2 separate regions of the Homo sapiens genome follow, and region 1 is linked to region 2. A link is an interaction called in ENCODE POLR2A ChIA-PET data of the cell type or tissue named here. Cell type or tissue: OCI-LY7. All regions are shown on one strand. Links, peaks and the distances in the headings refer to the core of each region. The heading gives the core; the rest is flanking DNA.

Region 1 (8,080 bases), core at 1,846-5,845, 230 kb before region 2:
ACTGCCCCAAAGCCAGCTGGGCTGGATCAATACAGATACTGGGAACAGGAAGAGACCCAGCAGGCTCCGCCTCACACATTGTAAACCACACAAAGATCCACACTTCCCAGATAGCTCCCTCTCTCCCCCACACCTGCCTCTCTCCATGCAGCTTTACAGAGAACCTCCTTTTTATATTAACATATTCTTAAATATAAGCAGAACATCTGATCATTTTAAGGCCCTATAGCTCCTTAGAGTCCATTTGGTCCAACCCCTGCTTCTGTAGACAAAGAAACAAATCCATCGAGATAAGGAGCTTCAGATTCCTGAAATGGCACCTCAGCCAGAGGGGCGGTCCGGACAGGACGCAGGGCTGCTAGGCTAGGCCTCCTCGGACAGCCTTGCACAGCCCCACAGGTGGTACAGACACCTGAAGGACCTGCACACGTGTTGTCCTGTCTGTGTTTTCAGGGAGGTGTCCTCAGCAGGTCTCAGGCAGAATAGAAACATGAGACAGGGTGTGAAGGGGTTTTGGACCATGGTTATTACAGAACAAAAAGGGGTGAAATTAATTCCTCTAGGAGTTAAAAAAAAAAGCCAGAAAACACCCACTGTGATTTTGTTGAAGGAGATGGCTGATGTCATGAGTCTAGACTACACACCCCATCACCAACTAAAATCACCCTGGCAGTGTGTATTTTTGGTTGGAGAGAGGAACAGCATCTTCTCCAAGGTCCATCCTGGGAGATTTCTTCTGCAGCCACTCCCTTCCCCCAGCTCCCTAAATCATTGACCTCAGGACCAAGCAATCTGCCCCCAGCAGATGGGGGTGATGAGAAGAGAAAGGCAAGTCAGCCTTGGTGCCAAACCCCTGGAGGAGGAGGCCAAGGCTGTGTTCTCTACCCTGGGGAGGCAGAGTCACAGCTAGGGCTTCCTGCCTGGGACAGGTGGCTAAGAATCTCTGGTCTCCTTTACAATCCTTCCCTCCCCAAAAAGAAACAGATGGGATGGGGACTCAGGGCTAGGTGTACCTGAAAGCTTTGAGGGCAGCAGGGTGGGAACAGTGTGGCCTCTGCAATCAGACCTGGTCCCACTCCCAGCTCTAAGGCCAAACTGTCTGCTGGGAACAAGGATCCCAAACTCTCTGAACTTGTACTCTAGAAAATGGAGATGATAGCCCGGGCACGGTCGCTCATGCCTGTAATCCCAGCACTTTGGGAGGCTGAAGTGGGTGGATCACCTGAGGTCGGGAGTTCGAGACCAGCCTGACCAACATGGTGAAACCCCATCTCTACTAAAAACACAAAAATTAGCCTGGCCTGGTGGCACATGCCTGTAATCTCAGCTATTGGGGAGGCTGAGGCAGAAGAATCGCTTGAACCTGGGAGATGGAGGTTGCAGTGAGCCATGATCATGGCATTGCACTCCAGCCCGGGCAACAAGAACAAAACTCCATCTCAAAAAAAAAAAAAAAAAGTGGGGGGCGCCTGGCGCGGTGGCTGACTCCTGTAATCCCAGCACTTTGGGAGGCCGAGGCGCGCGGATCAGGAGGTCAGGCGATCAAGACCATCCTCGCTAACACGGTGAAACCCCGTCTCTACCAAAAATACAAAAAAAAAAAAGAAAGAAAAGAAAATGGAGATACGGAGATGATAAAAATCTTCCTTCTAGTGTCATAGTGAAGATTACGGATGAGAATTGCAGAAAGCTCATAGCACATAGTAGGTGTTCAAGAAATGCGCGTGTTTCCCTCTCTCCAGTGAGAGGTAGAACTGCATTTGTGTCACCACAAAGACATCTAAAGGCACGACAAACTCCATGTGAATGCCTGGGATTTCTTTTTACCAGTGGTCGGCTCTGCAAAGCCAGATCACATTTACTCCAAGTTGCAGTTACTCATCCATTGCCATCCTCCTAACCTTCCAACCAGTCCTGTGCATCTGGGAACTACCCTGTGTTATAATGAAAACGATACCACTCATGGCAACAGAGTCACTGTCATCAACTCTCGCCTAGGTCAAAAGCCTTTTGAGGAGAAGTGGCAAGGTCTCTATATTTGCCTTTTTAAAAATCCCTCTTGTAGCAACCTGGCGTGCTAATTTTGAAGTTTACCTGGCACTGAGTTTCTCTTTGGCTCTCTCCCCTCTCCACAGCCCCTTCCGGTCCTTTATTCACCTCTCACCTGCATAGCAAGCCCTGGAACCTGGAACTCCCTCCCAGTTCTCACGCTTGCTGGGGAAGATAACTGGGTCTAATGGCGCTATTGACAAAGCCTGGTGTTGATGCCGCTTGACTTCCCGACCCCTGTGTGGATTCTTTCAGCTTCAAAAACGCCCTTGGAAGTGGTTTTACTGTAAATATTTGAAGTGTGCGTGTGGGGGAGGGGTGAGACCTGGATGCTCACTCCGTGCCTCGCTCACTCACGGGAAGCCCTTTCCTCTCCACTTCCCAGGAGGCCCCGGCAGCACGAGAGACATAGCCTTTCCCCGCTCCTGCCCGGGGACTGGCCGGGGGTCGCAGCGGCAGGGCTTCCGAAGGATGCCGGGCCCCACGGGTTTTTCAGGGCCGAGGTGTGTGGGCCTTGACTCCCGCAAGCCCATGGGCATCCCTCGGCAGCGAGGAAGAGCCTTGTCACCGAGGACCCGCTCCACTGAGCAGGCACGTGGGCGACGTCTGCAAGCCGACTTGGGTTCTGCAGGCCAGAGCGCCCAGATCTACCGTCTCCGCCTTGACTGGGGCAGGGGCTCCCAGAGAGGATTCGTGGAGGCCAAACTCACACTCACATGCGCGTTTACACCCCCACACCCCCGCACACACACCTGAAAATGCGGGGCCTTCCCATAGCAGATAAGGTTCGACCTGCAGAGCTTTGGCCACGGGGACAAAACCCTCCCCTGCTGCGCCCTGGAGGCCCGAGAGCAGGGAGGGCTTGGGAAACACCACGGTCTTCAGTGCGCTGCCGTCGCCTCGCAGAGCGGCCAGGTCTGCGCAGCGTGGGCGCTCAGGAGCGTGGAACCACCGCGCTCCGCAAGGCAGACGTGGACCCACTCCAGCGCCGACAAGGAGGCCGGAGAGGACGCGCGCAGCTGGCTCCAGGGACCAACCAAGTCCGGAGGGGCCCACGTGTCTCGGGAGCGGGTCTTGGGCCGCCGCGGGGCTCTCCAGGGGCCCGGGGGTTGCCAGTGCCCGCCGTCCGGCTCCGCACCCAGGGGAGGGCGGGCAGAGGCCCCAGGTTGAGCCTCGGAGTATCCACTCCCCGTTGGTGTCCCCGCCCGCCAGCGCCGCGCAACAGCCCGGGCTGCTTAGGACCTCGCGGCGCGGGGGCGGGGCGGCGGGCGGCCGGGACGGTGACAGGTGCGCCCCTCGGCCAATGGCGGAGCCCGCGGCCCTCCCCGGGCCCCCGCTGCGCGCGCCAATCGGAAGCCGCGCTGAGCTTCAAGTGCGCGGAGGGGCGCGGGTCCCCACCACGGCGGCAGCGGCCTCCGCGCGGTCGCCTGAGGGCTGCAGCGCAAAGAACCGGGCTCCCGGGCCCGGACGCGGGGAAGCACTCGCGTGGGAGTTTGTGCGAGCGCGGCCCGGGGCGGGGCCCGCACGGAGGAGGCGCCGGGACCATGGTCACCCTCGGCTGAGTTTCCGGCGGCGACTTTGATTATTGGCAAATAACCACCATAACAATACCGAGCCCCCGGGCTTGCACCGCACGCACTGACTCCGCGAGCCCGCACACGGCCGCGTCGCCCGCCACCGGGCCCTGAGCGCCAGCCCCAAACGAGCCGATGGAAAAATCCAAAAATTTCCGCATCGACGCCCTGCTGGCGGTGGACCCCCCACGAGCCGCCTCTGCGCAGAGCGCGCCGCTGGCCTTGGTCACGTCGCTCGCCGCCGCCGCATCTGGCACCGGAGGTGGCGGCGGCGGCGGCGGGGCGAGCGGCGGGACTAGCGGCAGCTGCAGCCCCGCGTCCTCGGAGCCGCCGGCTGCGCCCGCCGACCGCCTGCGCGCCGAGAGCCCGTCGCCGCCGCGCCTGCTGGCCGCGCACTGCGCGCTGCTGCCCAAGCCGGGCTTCCTGGGCGCGGGCGGCGGCGGCGGCGGCACGGGCGGCGGGCACGGGGGGCCCCACCACCACGCGCATCCGGGCGCAGCGGCCGCTGCCGCCGCCGCCGCCGCCGCCGCCGCCGCTGGGGGCCTGGCGCTGGGGCTGCACCCTGGGGGCGCGCAGGGCGGCGCGGGCCTCCCGGCGCAGGCGGCGCTCTACGGCCACCCGGTCTACGGCTACTCCGCGGCGGCGGCGGCGGCTGCGCTGGCGGGCCAGCACCCGGCGCTCTCCTACTCGTACCCGCAGGTGCAAGGCGCGCACCCCGCGCACCCCGCCGACCCCATCAAGCTGGGCGCCGGCACCTTCCAGCTGGACCAGTGGCTGCGCGCGTCCACCGCGGGCATGATCCTGCCTAAGATGCCCGACTTCAACTGTGAGTACCCTGCGGCCCCCGTGGATGCGCGTGGCGGGAGGGCCTCGCGCATCCTCCACCGGCACCGCCTGCCCCTCTCTGCGCTTGGCTCCCAGCGAGCGGGGGAAGAGCTGCGAAGCCGCCTCGGCTCTGCCCGGGGCCTGCGAGGACTCGCCCGGACCCCCAGGCATGAGACGGGCAGCGAATTATTAAAATGGCCATGCGCAGGCCTTGCCTTCTCTTCCTCTCTTAACGGGAAGGGGCAGTTGGAGGTGTGAGACTGAGATCTAATGATTAACCCGAAGGCTGCAGGAGAAGGAAGTCGCCGGGGGAAGGCGAGCCGAGAGCGCCCTGAATTAGGCAGGCCCGGGAATGGGGGTCAGGGCTTATCACCGGGGAAAGGAACTTGGGCCAGGTCCCCCACTGGGGCGTTAGAGAGACCCGCGGCCCCTCCAGGGAGAGGGAGTGCTTCAGGAGCAGCAAACAAGAGAAATGGGCTTCGGAGGCCCGGGGAGGCAAGGCCAAGGCCCAGGGAACCCCCGGCTCTTACCAGGGCGCTGCCCTCCTCTGGAAGGGCGTTGGATCCGGGGTGCGATGGCCGAGGCAGGTGGCCTGGCTTGAACCAGCTATGGGGGGACTCTCAACAGTAGGTGCCTGCCCTGGAATCCTGGGCGCCCAACAAGGTAACGAATGCCCCTCCAAGGTGGGGCCGAGGGAGCCCCTGTTCTCCCCACCCCAGAGCCGCTGGGCTTCGGGCAGCTTCCTCTCCATCCGGGCGGGACACCTCGCCAGAGGCCTGGGCCCCTCAGGCTTTCCTGGCACACGCGGACTCTCCGGGCTGGGGCTCCGGGGCTCTGGCTCTCTGGGGCTCTGGCTCTCCCCGCTCGCCCCATCGGGGTCAGCTACTTATGAGTCGGGCCGAGCAGATGTATATGGCTCAACGCTTTCAGCCGCCGAACACCCAAACAAAGAGACCCCATTGTTTCTGTCTGAGTGGATTTGTTTAGACTGGGGAGATGCAGGCAGAGCAGGGGAAAAGCAAAAAAGAAAACAGAAATAAACACTCCAGAATTCAGATTCCTTTGCTGGAAGCTGTGGTTGTGACTAAACAGAGAAAATCTAGGACCCCAGAGGCTGGAGAAGTCACAAGAGGGTGAGAAGAATCCCTGCAGAAGGCTGTTTGCCCACAGCCGCCCCAGGCTTTCCTAGCTCAGCTCCAAGAAGGCCCCAGTGGTCACCCATCCCTCACCTGGGAGAGTCAGCCCTACTGACTGGCTGGAAGAGGGAAAGCTGCCCCTCACCTCAGACACGTCTGCGTCTGCGAATCCCCTGCCAGCCTGGGCTTAAACCCAGGGTGCCGACCCAGGGCCCATCCCTTCTGATAGAAAGCCACCAATATGACCTGCATTTCCCAGAGCCAAGGACGCTAAGTTGCCCACGGAGGGGGCTGGCCAGCCCCGGGGGCCCGTGGTCCTAGGCCTCCTAGGGGTGCTTTCTGGAGCTTCGTGGAGCCCAGGGTCACTCAGAAAATTTATTAAAGTGAGACACCTTGCCTATTTCTGATTCCAAATGTTGACCTAGAGTTGGCCAAATTTTAAACACAACCAGTCTTAAGTTCAGAAGAGGTATCTGCACCTGGCAATCCAAAAGGGCAGGCATAACCGTGCCAAAGACGGCGGAATGTGTTCTGAGAAGTCCTCCTCGCTGGTCCGGGGAAAACCTGTTTGGTTTCTTTAATTGGTTGTCTCTGCCTGTTGGATGGCATTTCCCAAATGGTCCCTCCGGAGCCAGTGGTTTAATTAAAGTTCTAATGTATTGTCAAGTTGGGAATTCGGGGCCTTGTTTGACTAAAGCAGGGGGCGTGGGCCATCCTCTAAAGCAAACTGCCCATCCCGGGGGACCTGAGCTCATCCAGGCCTGGGGCTGGCCTCCTTTCTTTCCTTTGCTTTCTTTCTTTTATTGTCCAACACTTGTCAGGCTCCTGGGAAATCAAGGGAAGTCTCGTTTTGAGGTCATAAAATTCTCTGTGATGTAACCGTGCGAAATTATGTAAATAAAGCCGGGCAGGCCTCCTTGAACACACAGAGAACCGGATCCTGCCTGCGCCTCTGCCTGTAATTTGCGTAATGAGAATTGTCCTGAAAAGGCTTCTAGTCTCCTCAGGCCTTGCCCCTGCCGCCCGCACCCTGAGGAGGGGGCATGCCAAGGAAAACATTTGGAAGGTGGGAGGGTCCCTGGTGAATACACAGACTTGGACCCTGGGTTTGGTCCTGTTCCACCTGTCCTCTCTCCCTTCCCTTCCTCCCTTCCTTCCTTCCTTCCTTCCTTCTTTCCTTCTTTCCTTCCTCCCTCCCTCTTTCCCTCTCTCCCTTCCTTCCTTCCTCTTTTTCTCCTCCTCCTCCTCCTTTTCTGTCTTAAGGAGGCAGTGCAGGGAGACCTGGAACAGCAGGACCAGCTCTTCCCAGACCTGTTTGGATCTGAGCCTGAATCTCTAGGAAGGCGCAGTGAGGAGAGGGGGAGAGATTTGGTTCTCATCACTCACTGCTCCTTTATTTTATTATTTTATTATTTTTTATTTATTGAGAGATGGGGTCTTGCTGTGTCACCCAGGGTACAGTGCAGGGGTGCAGTCTCGCTCACTGCAGCCTTCAACTCCTGGGCTTCCCGGAACCTCCCTTCCTGGCCCCCGACTGGCCTCAGTTCTCCTCTTGCCTCTGGGTCAATCCACTGCTACCAAAGCCGGCTCCTGTGGAGAGGAAGCCTCCTGCGATGGGCCCTGTTTAACAGGGACACTCAGACGTCTCCTAGACAAAAAAAAAAAAAAAAATTGGTCTCATTAACTCCAAACTATCCATTTCCACTTGGTGGTCCTGAGTCCGCATTCCTTGGGGAGTGGGCACTGATAGTGAGGGAACAGCCCCGCCCTCTGCAGGGCCAGGCCTTGGCGCTGGGGCCTTGAGTGTAGTGGTACAAGCAGCAACGGGAGGGGCTGGGGCGAGGACCGGAGCCGGCTGTGGGCCTCACTGCCCTTTGGTCCCCAGCCCAGGCGCAGTCGAACCTCCTGGGGAAGTGCCGCCGGCCGCGCACCGCCTTCACCAGCCAGCAGCTGCTGGAGCTGGAGCACCAGTTCAAGCTCAACAAGTACCTGTCGCGGCCCAAGCGCTTCGAGGTGGCCACCTCGCTCATGCTCACCGAGACCCAGGTGCGCGCCCTCCCCGCCCCCGACGCATCCCGGCCTCCCAGGGGACACTGTTACCTTTGCACTTGTGACCCACGGGCGGTCTGAGGCATCTAGCGCTGCGCCTCGACGGTTCAGACGGCGGGCGCACGGGTTCATCTAAGGTGCCCAGAGCGCCGATTCAGTAGCTTCGGGTGGGGCCCAAGAATCAGCACTTAACCACCCCTCCTTTCATTCTGAAGAAGGTGATCCCCAGGCCGCATTCGAGAAATTTTGTTCCAGAAAGAGAGGAGGGAACATCCTGAGATTTACCGCGACGTAGCCAGCTGCCCTGACCCTTCCTCCGCAGACGGAGGGCGCGGGTAGAAAAGTCCCCGGCCTGGGTCGTTGGGGACATAGTCCTAGCTCCCACGGAGCTCCAGCCCAGCTCTGGGGTTTGCTGCTGAGTGGGGGGTTGCGGGGAGGAGGAAGCTA
Region 2 (8,080 bases), core at 2,444-6,443:
CTCTGTCATCCAGGCTGGAGTGCAGTGGTGCAATCTTGGCTCACTGTAGCCTCTGCCTCCCGGGCTCAAGTGATTCTCCTGCCTCAGCCTCCCAAGTAGCTGGGATTACAGGTGTATGCCACCGTGCCTGGCCCCAAATCATGTTTTGTATCATTCCAAAGTACCTGTCAACATTTGTACTTGGATTATTGTTTTACTGTAATTAGTGTGTACTTATATTTTATGTCCTTCTTACTTTAACAGTTCATCTTGTGTACATATATTTTTCTGGTGCCGGGAAAAATTGTCCAAGACTTGGAACTGGGCAAAAGAGATGCAGATGTCTGTTAGTGGAGTCCTGGATGGGCAAAAGAGATGCAGGTGTCTGTTAATGGAGTCCTGGGCATTGTGTGGTAGATCCTGGGGATTATCAGGTCCTGGAGGAGTATGTGCCTTTGACTGACTTTCCACTGCCTAGGCCCTTTTACATCTGTGTAGAGTTAGAGTTACCTTGGAGGAAGTAGAGAGCAATGCAGATGAATTTTATCTAATAGAGACACAATTGACTTCCCCCGTATAAAAGATAACCCTAACATTTCATTTTATTTTCCCATAGGATATTATGCAGTTTCACAGATTGATTTTAGGATTTTTGATTGTCTGCGCTCCTCAAGTTCTCCTTTGACCTGGCTTTAAGAGAATTAAAACCATGTGGCTCTGCTACTGAAGGACATAAGGGACAGACAGAAGCAGGGTGCTGAGAAGGGAGCTGCAGTCAGCAGGCAGTGTAGCATTTGCTTTGGGCTGAAGTAGTGAACGTGGGTACTGGTGATGTGAGAGTTCATGTTAATGCTCATAAAGGTCCACCAACATACAAGACAGCTCCCAGAATTAGTCCTGCCTGCCTCCGTCCACTCTCTAGATCTATTCACTAAATTCAGTATCATCAGAGGCAGGAGATGATAGGGAGAACAAGCAGGACAAGAGTTCTTAAATACGGAGATGAACAGAGAATTCAAAGACGAACAAACATTTGAGAAAAGCCAACACCGTGAGAGGCCCCAAACTCGGTGTATTACTCAAAGAGTTAGTAGACAAAAAATATTTCAAGGAGACTTTTAATATATTATCTAGGGGATTTTCTTTAACAGAAAAACTTAAGGATATCTAGTCCTCAGTATTGCCAGAAATGCATGCTGCTGAGTCATTCTACACCATTCAGAGCTGGTTACCACTTTTAGAAGCAAGCTAGTATTATAGTGTGATGCTGTAAAAAAAAAAAAAACAGAAAAAAACCCAAAATAACAAAAAATAAACAAAATACAACAAGAAGAGTGATAATTACGAAGGTATTATCTGACAAAAAAGACTTTCATTTCTGAAGCAAATTCTACACATACACTTTGATGATGAAGTTGATGAGCTGACATGGCCTGATCTCTTACACCATTGAAGGAGCTGTCTTCTTTCTTTCCTGTTATGGGTAAGAGCAGTGTCTAGAAGGGATAGGAATGTTTTCATGCACTACCTGTACATGAGTCCTAATGAAACTGCATAGCGGCAAATAAAACTAGAAAGTCAAGCTCAGCTGAATTTAAAAATAGATTATTCAAATAAAAAAATTTAACAAGGATGCTGGGTACAAGGATTAATATATTTAAAAAAATCAATAAATACCAGCAACAAACTGAAAATCAATTATAATAGCAAGACAGCCTAAGGTATGTTGAAATAAATCTAACGAATGATATTTAAAGCCTTTATGGAAACAATAATGGAAACAAAAAATCTTATTGAAAGATGTTGGTTGGACACAGTGGCTCATGCCTATAATCCCAGCACTTTGGGAGGCTGAGGTGGGAGAATCGCAGGAGGCCAGGAGTTCGAGACTAGCCTGGGCAACATAGCGAGGCCCTGTCTCTACAAAATACAAAATAAAAAAAATTAACTGAGCCTGGTTGGTGCATGCCTGTAGTCCCAGCTTCTCGGGAGGCAAAGGTGGGAGGATTGCTTGAGCCCAGGAGTTTGAAGCTGCAGTGAGCCATGATTGTACCACTGCACTTCACTTTTGGTGATAAAGGAAGACCCTGTCTCAAAAAAAGAAAGATGTTGAAGAAAACCTAAATAAATTGATAGATATTCTGTGTTCATAATTTTTAGAGTTTTTGCAATTCTAATAAAAATTCTGCAAAGTTTTCTTATAGAATGTGACAAGCAGGTAGTAAAAATTTAATGGAAGTGCAGAAAGCCAAGAATAGCCGGAGCAATTTTGAAGAACTAGGTGATGGAACTTCCTCTATCAAATATTACAAGATAGGCAAAGAAACTGAATAGACATCCAAAGTCTATCCAAAGAAGATACACAAATGGCCAATAAGCACATAAAAAGATTATCACCATCACTAATCACTAGGGAAATGCAGATCAAAACTACAATGAGGCTAGGCCCAGTGGCTCATTCCTGTAATCCCTCCATTTTGGGAAGCTGAGGCAGGAGGATCACTTGAGGCCAAGAGTTTGAGACCAGCCCGGCCAATATGGCAAAACCCTGTCTCTAGTAAAAATACAAAAATTAGCTGGGCATGGTGGCGTGTGCCTGTAATCCCAGCTACTTGGGTAGCTGAGGCGGGAGAATCGCTTGAACCTGGGAGGTGGAGGTTTCAGGGAGCCGAGATTGTACCACTGCACTCCAGCCTGGATGACAAAGTGAGACCCTGTTTCAAAAACAAACAAACAAACAAACAAACAAAACTGCAATGAGATACCTCCTAGTAGGATGACTACTAGCCAAACCCAGAAAACAGCAAGCATTGGTAAGGATGTGGAGGAATTGGGAATATTGTGCATTGTTGGTGGAAAGGTAAAACGGAAGAGCTGGTGTGGAAAACAATATGACGATTTGTTAAAAAATTAAAAATGGAATTACCATCTGATCCAGCAATTCCACTTCTGGATATACATCTAAAAGAATTGAAGGCAGGAACTCCAACACATACATGTACACCCATGTTCATAGCAGCATTATTCACAATACCTAAATGGTGGAAGCAATCCAACTGTGTATGATGAATAATGAGTAAACCACACGTGATATATCCATACAATGAAGTATTATTCAGCCCTAAAGAAGGAAATTATGACACATGCTACAACGTGGATGAACCTTGCTAAGTTAAACAGTCCAGTCACAAAAGGACAAATTCTATATGATTCTCCTTAAATGAGATACCTATAGCATTGTCAAAGTTGTAGAAACAGAAAGTAGCATAGTGGTTGCCAGGGATTGTGTATTGGGGGGGAAGTTATTGTTTAATGGGTACAGAGTTTCAGTTGGTGAATATGAAAAGCATTCTGGAGATGGGTGGTGGTGATGGTACCATAACAGTGTGAATGTAGTAATGCCACTGAACTGTACACTTAAAAATGGTTACGATGGTGAACTTTATGTTATGCATATTTCACCACAATTTTAAAAAACGCAAATGGATGATAAACATGGCAGTGTTTTGTGGTTACCTGTGGGTAGGTTGGTGCAGAAGGTTGACTTGGTTGGGAGGATGGTCATGGTAATGTTTGTTCTAGTTGGGTAGTATATCCATGGGTATTTAATAGACATGTAAAGCTAAATAGTAAACTTTTATTTTAAAATAGAAAGGGAAAAGGGTGATTTGTATCCCTTGATGATCAGCTCACATTAGCTAAACAGAGGCTGATACATAAAACCAAATGCCAACTTGCTGATTTTCAATGGAAAAATATATAAATATATTAATAAAATACTAATATGTATGTATGCATCTGCACTGATACCTGCCCACCCAAAGTAGCTATTATTTATTGAGAGATGCAGGAAATGTGGAAACCTGGGAGAGAAGGGCCCAAAGGAGCTAACGGGGGACTAGTCTGGAGTGAGAGCAGGAAGCCGGAAGCTTTCATGTACATCTTTCCTATTTTGTTCACTGTCATAAAGGATCTTCTGTGGTGTTTTGGAATTTCTAGTGCTTTTTGTGTAAAGTATTATTTGCCACATAAGCAATATGATGTTATTACCTAAATTGTCACGTGGCATTGCTTTTTATTATATTTTAAAACTTAATATCTTTTATGTTTCACTGTAATAATAAGTAATAATGCTAATGATCTTTCTTTTGTTGTATCTTTGTTGGAGTTTGTGCCTGAGTGTTTCATGAAATGAAAGTGGATATTGGCTAAGATGGTCTTCTGCATTACAGGTTTCTTACAAGACTGAGCATTTGACCTTAGTATGAGCTTGCTTTTATGGAACTGAAAACTAACGTTCCAGTAAAAGAAGCTTTTAGGTCCTTTACTAAAATCATAGGTTTGTCTTGTTTCTTTTAAGCATTCTCCCCCACTTCCTCATTTCCATGTGGTGTTGTCTTTTGTGACTTATTTCTGTCACTGGGGAGGTGGGGGTGAAGGGTGGAGGTGAAGGGTAGGGGTGGAAAGCACAGGGCCCTGAGGGCTGACAGACCTGAATTGAAAGTGAATTCTGGCATGCAGGCAAATTATTTCACTTTTGAGTGTGAACTTTGTTATGTGTAATCAAATTTACCTTTTAATATATTGCAAAGATTCAGTAAGCACGTATAAAGCAACTAGTAGGAGCTCTGCAAGTGTTAGTTCTCATTTCTTCTTTTCTATGAATTTTGAACTGAAGAATTATTAGAACAAAAATAGAAGAAAAGAGCCTTACTAGTGAACCAGTGAATTATTTGATGTGATTTGGTGTACTAAGAAATATTTTTTTCCCAAATTCAGAATTATGTGTAAAAATTTTGATATCTAGTTACCATAGTCTTTTTATAATTCAGTTCTTTCATTTACATATTGAAAACATGTATTAATTCATTTGTAATCTGGAGGATTTTTATTTGTCTAATATCATGGGGAATTTCTGCCTACAAATTTTAATGCAATGGAGATGTTAATTCAATGAACTGGCAATGTTGGTGTTTTTATTTTAGCTTACCCCAAGCACTTTCTTTTTGTCCAGCTTTAACAGCTTGAGCATCTTATAGTTTTAATTTTTTCATCTTGTATAGACCACATTAAGTATATTTGTGTATAAAATAGACTGCATAGCATATTAATATTAAAAAACATTTCACTGTTTTACTATAGACCTTAACAAAGCTTTTCACAAAGCCGTTTTCTCTGACGTGAGACCAAAGCTTTTTCGTGTATGCTCTTAATGATTACTTGGGAGCAAAGGGAGAAATGTTTGACACTCTCTAGAGATGCTTATTTGTAGTTTTTTCATGGCTTAAAATAAAATAATTAATACCTGCTTTTATTTTCTGTTCTTTATTAGTACTTCTACCGATCTTCCCCTGATGACTGTGTATATGTTTGGTGCAATCTTGATGCCATGCTGAGCAAACCTTATTTTAATGTTACTGAGAGACCCTTTTTGTTAAGTGAAAACAATAGCTTGATATTTATTTTAAATGTTCTGTGAATGTAGAAGTTTTCCCAGGCTTCCTAATGGGTAGAGACATAGTGTATGAAGTGGTTTTTACATCCCTTACAGGAGGGCAAGATGTCCAGGCAAAACCTTGTTTAAATGTTCATCACCATAGAAACATGACAGCTTCTCCATAGAGCTTTTGTAAGTACATTGTAATTTTCACTTCATTGATGTGAATTAAATGTATAATTGACCAGCACAAAAATTCCAAGAAGCAATTATATCATAACCATTTGAGTGTAGTAGACTATCCATTTAGTTCCCATTTAAATCTAAAAGAAATCTGTGTGTCTACAAGTGTTTAGTCTTTACTAATCTATTTCATCGAATTTAACCTTTTATAATATTGAGGTTGTTGTAATTTCAAAAAATGCTGGTATGAAATAACGTGATTAATTCTATAGCTTACTCAAAACAACTCATGTTTCATTGGCAGAAAAGTACTTAATTTCAGTGGTGTTTCTAATATACTGACTGCTTATTATACTGCAATTTTAATCAGAAGGAAGGAGTTTCGCTAAAGTAATTTAAACTTAACGGGTTTTTTTGTGGGGGATGGCAGGATAAGTGTTCATACTGGGAAATAAAAATATTGTGAAGTTCATGAAATCCTGGTGATATATGACATAATCTAAGCATTCAAAACTAGGTGAAGGAAGTACAGTTATTGATTAATAAATAGAAGTTCTTATAGTCCTGTGATCTTGTATTCAGGAGACTTTTTTCACTAGAGGAACAATGAAGACCTTCTTCCTTGTTTACAGTGTTTTGCCACTTTGTTGTTTGAAGCGCATTTTAATAAGTTATTCTGACATCTGGTACATCTTTTAGCTCAGTATATGCAAGAATGGAGTTGATAGGAAGCTTCCCCTCGGGGCTTTCTAGCTCCTGATTCTGACCCTTAATGGAAAAATGAGCAGTCGGCATATTTTTTGCTTATATGCTGTGCTGCTGGTGATTAATGGTGGTGATAAAAGTGCTCACAATGCTTTTCATTACTTTGTAGTCAGAATGGCATCCAAAAGTCTAACAATCTCACACATGGCATGCCATAAAGGCTGTGTTCTTGAAGCTTGGTAATATTTTTATGATCTCAAGAAAGATAGTGATAACAGCTTATAGATTTTGAGTACTTGTATATTTACTAGTGGAAGCTGAATTAACAAATGAAATTTCTGACTATAGTCTCATCATCTCTCTTCTCTCTAGCTCAAAGTTTTTGAAGGTAAAAAATTTGCCACCTTGCATTTAATGAACATATTTATCTTTTTAAAAGGTTTATGTAAAGCTCACGCATGTGGTATTTAATTGATTTTAAGTTGGACAGGTTTTGTCTCATTTAATCACAGAAAGAAAATAAAATTAACAAAAGGGAAAACTTAACTATCCTAGCCTCCCAGTGGATTAAGTCAGAATAACAGCTCTTTCTTACTATATCAGTTATCTTAATATTTCATAGGACAAGCATAATCATATTAAATAATTTTGATGGCTTGTACCGTGGCAGCCTTTTCTATTAGTATTGTTGATTTACTCTTGTAATGTAGATCGATAACTAGAAATGAGCAGATTTCTTTTTGTGAGTTATTTACTGACTTTCAAAAGAAATATTGACTAATTTGAAATAACTTTTTGAACAATTTATATGATTGACTACAGAGAGTTCTTTTGGCTAAATGTTTCTGAATGGACTGCTTAAACATGTGAGTATGTATTTCAGACAGTTCTTGTTATTATTTGTGTACCTATAATAGAAAAATCATCGTCTTGGATGGGTATGGTGGCAGTAGGAAAAGAAGGGATGAATTTGAGTTGTAATTACACAGTAGAATCAGAAGCACTTGGTGTTTGACTGGACCGAGGCTCAGGGTGTATGGTGGGGGTAGGGTATGGGGTTCAGCAGGAAAGGTAGGTGACAAGGGTGTTTCCAAAGTATCTGGCATAAACAACAAAGTGGGTAATGATGTCATGTTTTCAGGTATGTGATATTGAAGGAGGAGCAGAGATAGAGAATAAAATGATGAGTTTGGTCTTAGAATTAAGTTTAAGGTACTGGTGAGATGTCTAATGAAAGACGGCAGTTGGTGTATATGGTTCTTGGCCACAGCAGTAAGATTTGGACTAAAGATATAAACTTCAGAGTTGTTGGCTATTGGAAGAGGCAAGATCACTTAGGTAAAAACTGAGCAGTATATCTGTGAACCGTCTTCATCAGAATCAACTGAGTCACCACTTTGTGGTTGATGCTCAGGAACTGGCAGGCCCCTTGGTAATTATGATGCAGGTTGACATTTGAGAAGCACTGATATGACATGTGAGAAGATGAACATCTGAGATTGGGCCACAGGAGAAAAGGGATTCAAGGTATTTTCTTTTATAGAACGAAAGAATTAGAAATGGAAACAGTAGCTAAGGTGTAGAGGAGGGAAGGTGAGGGACTCACAGACCCCACTCAGCTGTGTCCTACTGAGGTAGAGGAAAGTCAATTGTAGTTGGAAGGAAGTAGAGGATGAGATTATAGATAAAAAAGAAAGGAAAACATTTTAAAAAATGTTGTGAAAGGCCAGGCGTGGTGACTGATGCCTGTAATCCCAGCACTTTGGGAGGCTGAGG

What was found. ChIA-PET counts read pairs that join two places held together with the same protein. Peaks named below come from ENCODE experiments on the same cell type or tissue, not always from the same donor. Only the 100,000 strongest peaks of a DNase experiment are listed, where the experiment ranks them.
Region 1: POLR2A ChIA-PET joins it to region 2 with 9 read pairs; 1 of 35 experiments calls an interaction of 5 or more read pairs at or near these places.

What each region holds. Positions count from the first base shown.
Region 1 is chr7:157,006,029-157,014,108 of GRCh38, reverse strand. MNX1 (motor neuron and pancreas homeobox 1) reads left to right here and starts at 3,446. Exons shown (of 3, transcript NM_005515.4): 1 at 3,446-4,449; 2 at 7,470-7,630. The coding sequence starts at 3,759. MNX1-AS1 (MNX1 antisense RNA 1 (head to head)) reads right to left here and starts at 3,252. Exons shown (of 2, transcript NR_038835.1): 1 at 2,802-3,252. It overlaps MNX1-AS2 (MNX1 antisense RNA 2), which reads right to left and starts at 7,802. Exons shown (of 2, transcript NR_147077.1): 1 at 7,685-7,802; 2 at 6,989-7,232. RefSeq lists silencers at 3,035-3,644, 4,155-4,224, 4,235-4,284. In OCI-LY7, for the core only: no CTCF peak of the experiment used is centred there; DNase peaks (open chromatin) are centred at 2,658 and 3,358; H3K4me3 peaks cover 1,826 bases.
Region 2 is chr7:156,777,183-156,785,262 of GRCh38, reverse strand. The region is part of intron 5 of LMBR1 (limb development membrane protein 1); the gene reads left to right. Among named protein-coding and RNA genes, the nearest start is that of LMBR1, 110 kb to the left of the region's middle. RefSeq lists enhancers at 690-759, 1,060-1,109. In OCI-LY7, for the core only: no CTCF peak of the experiment used is centred there; a DNase peak (open chromatin) is centred at 4,352; H3K27ac peaks cover 670 bases.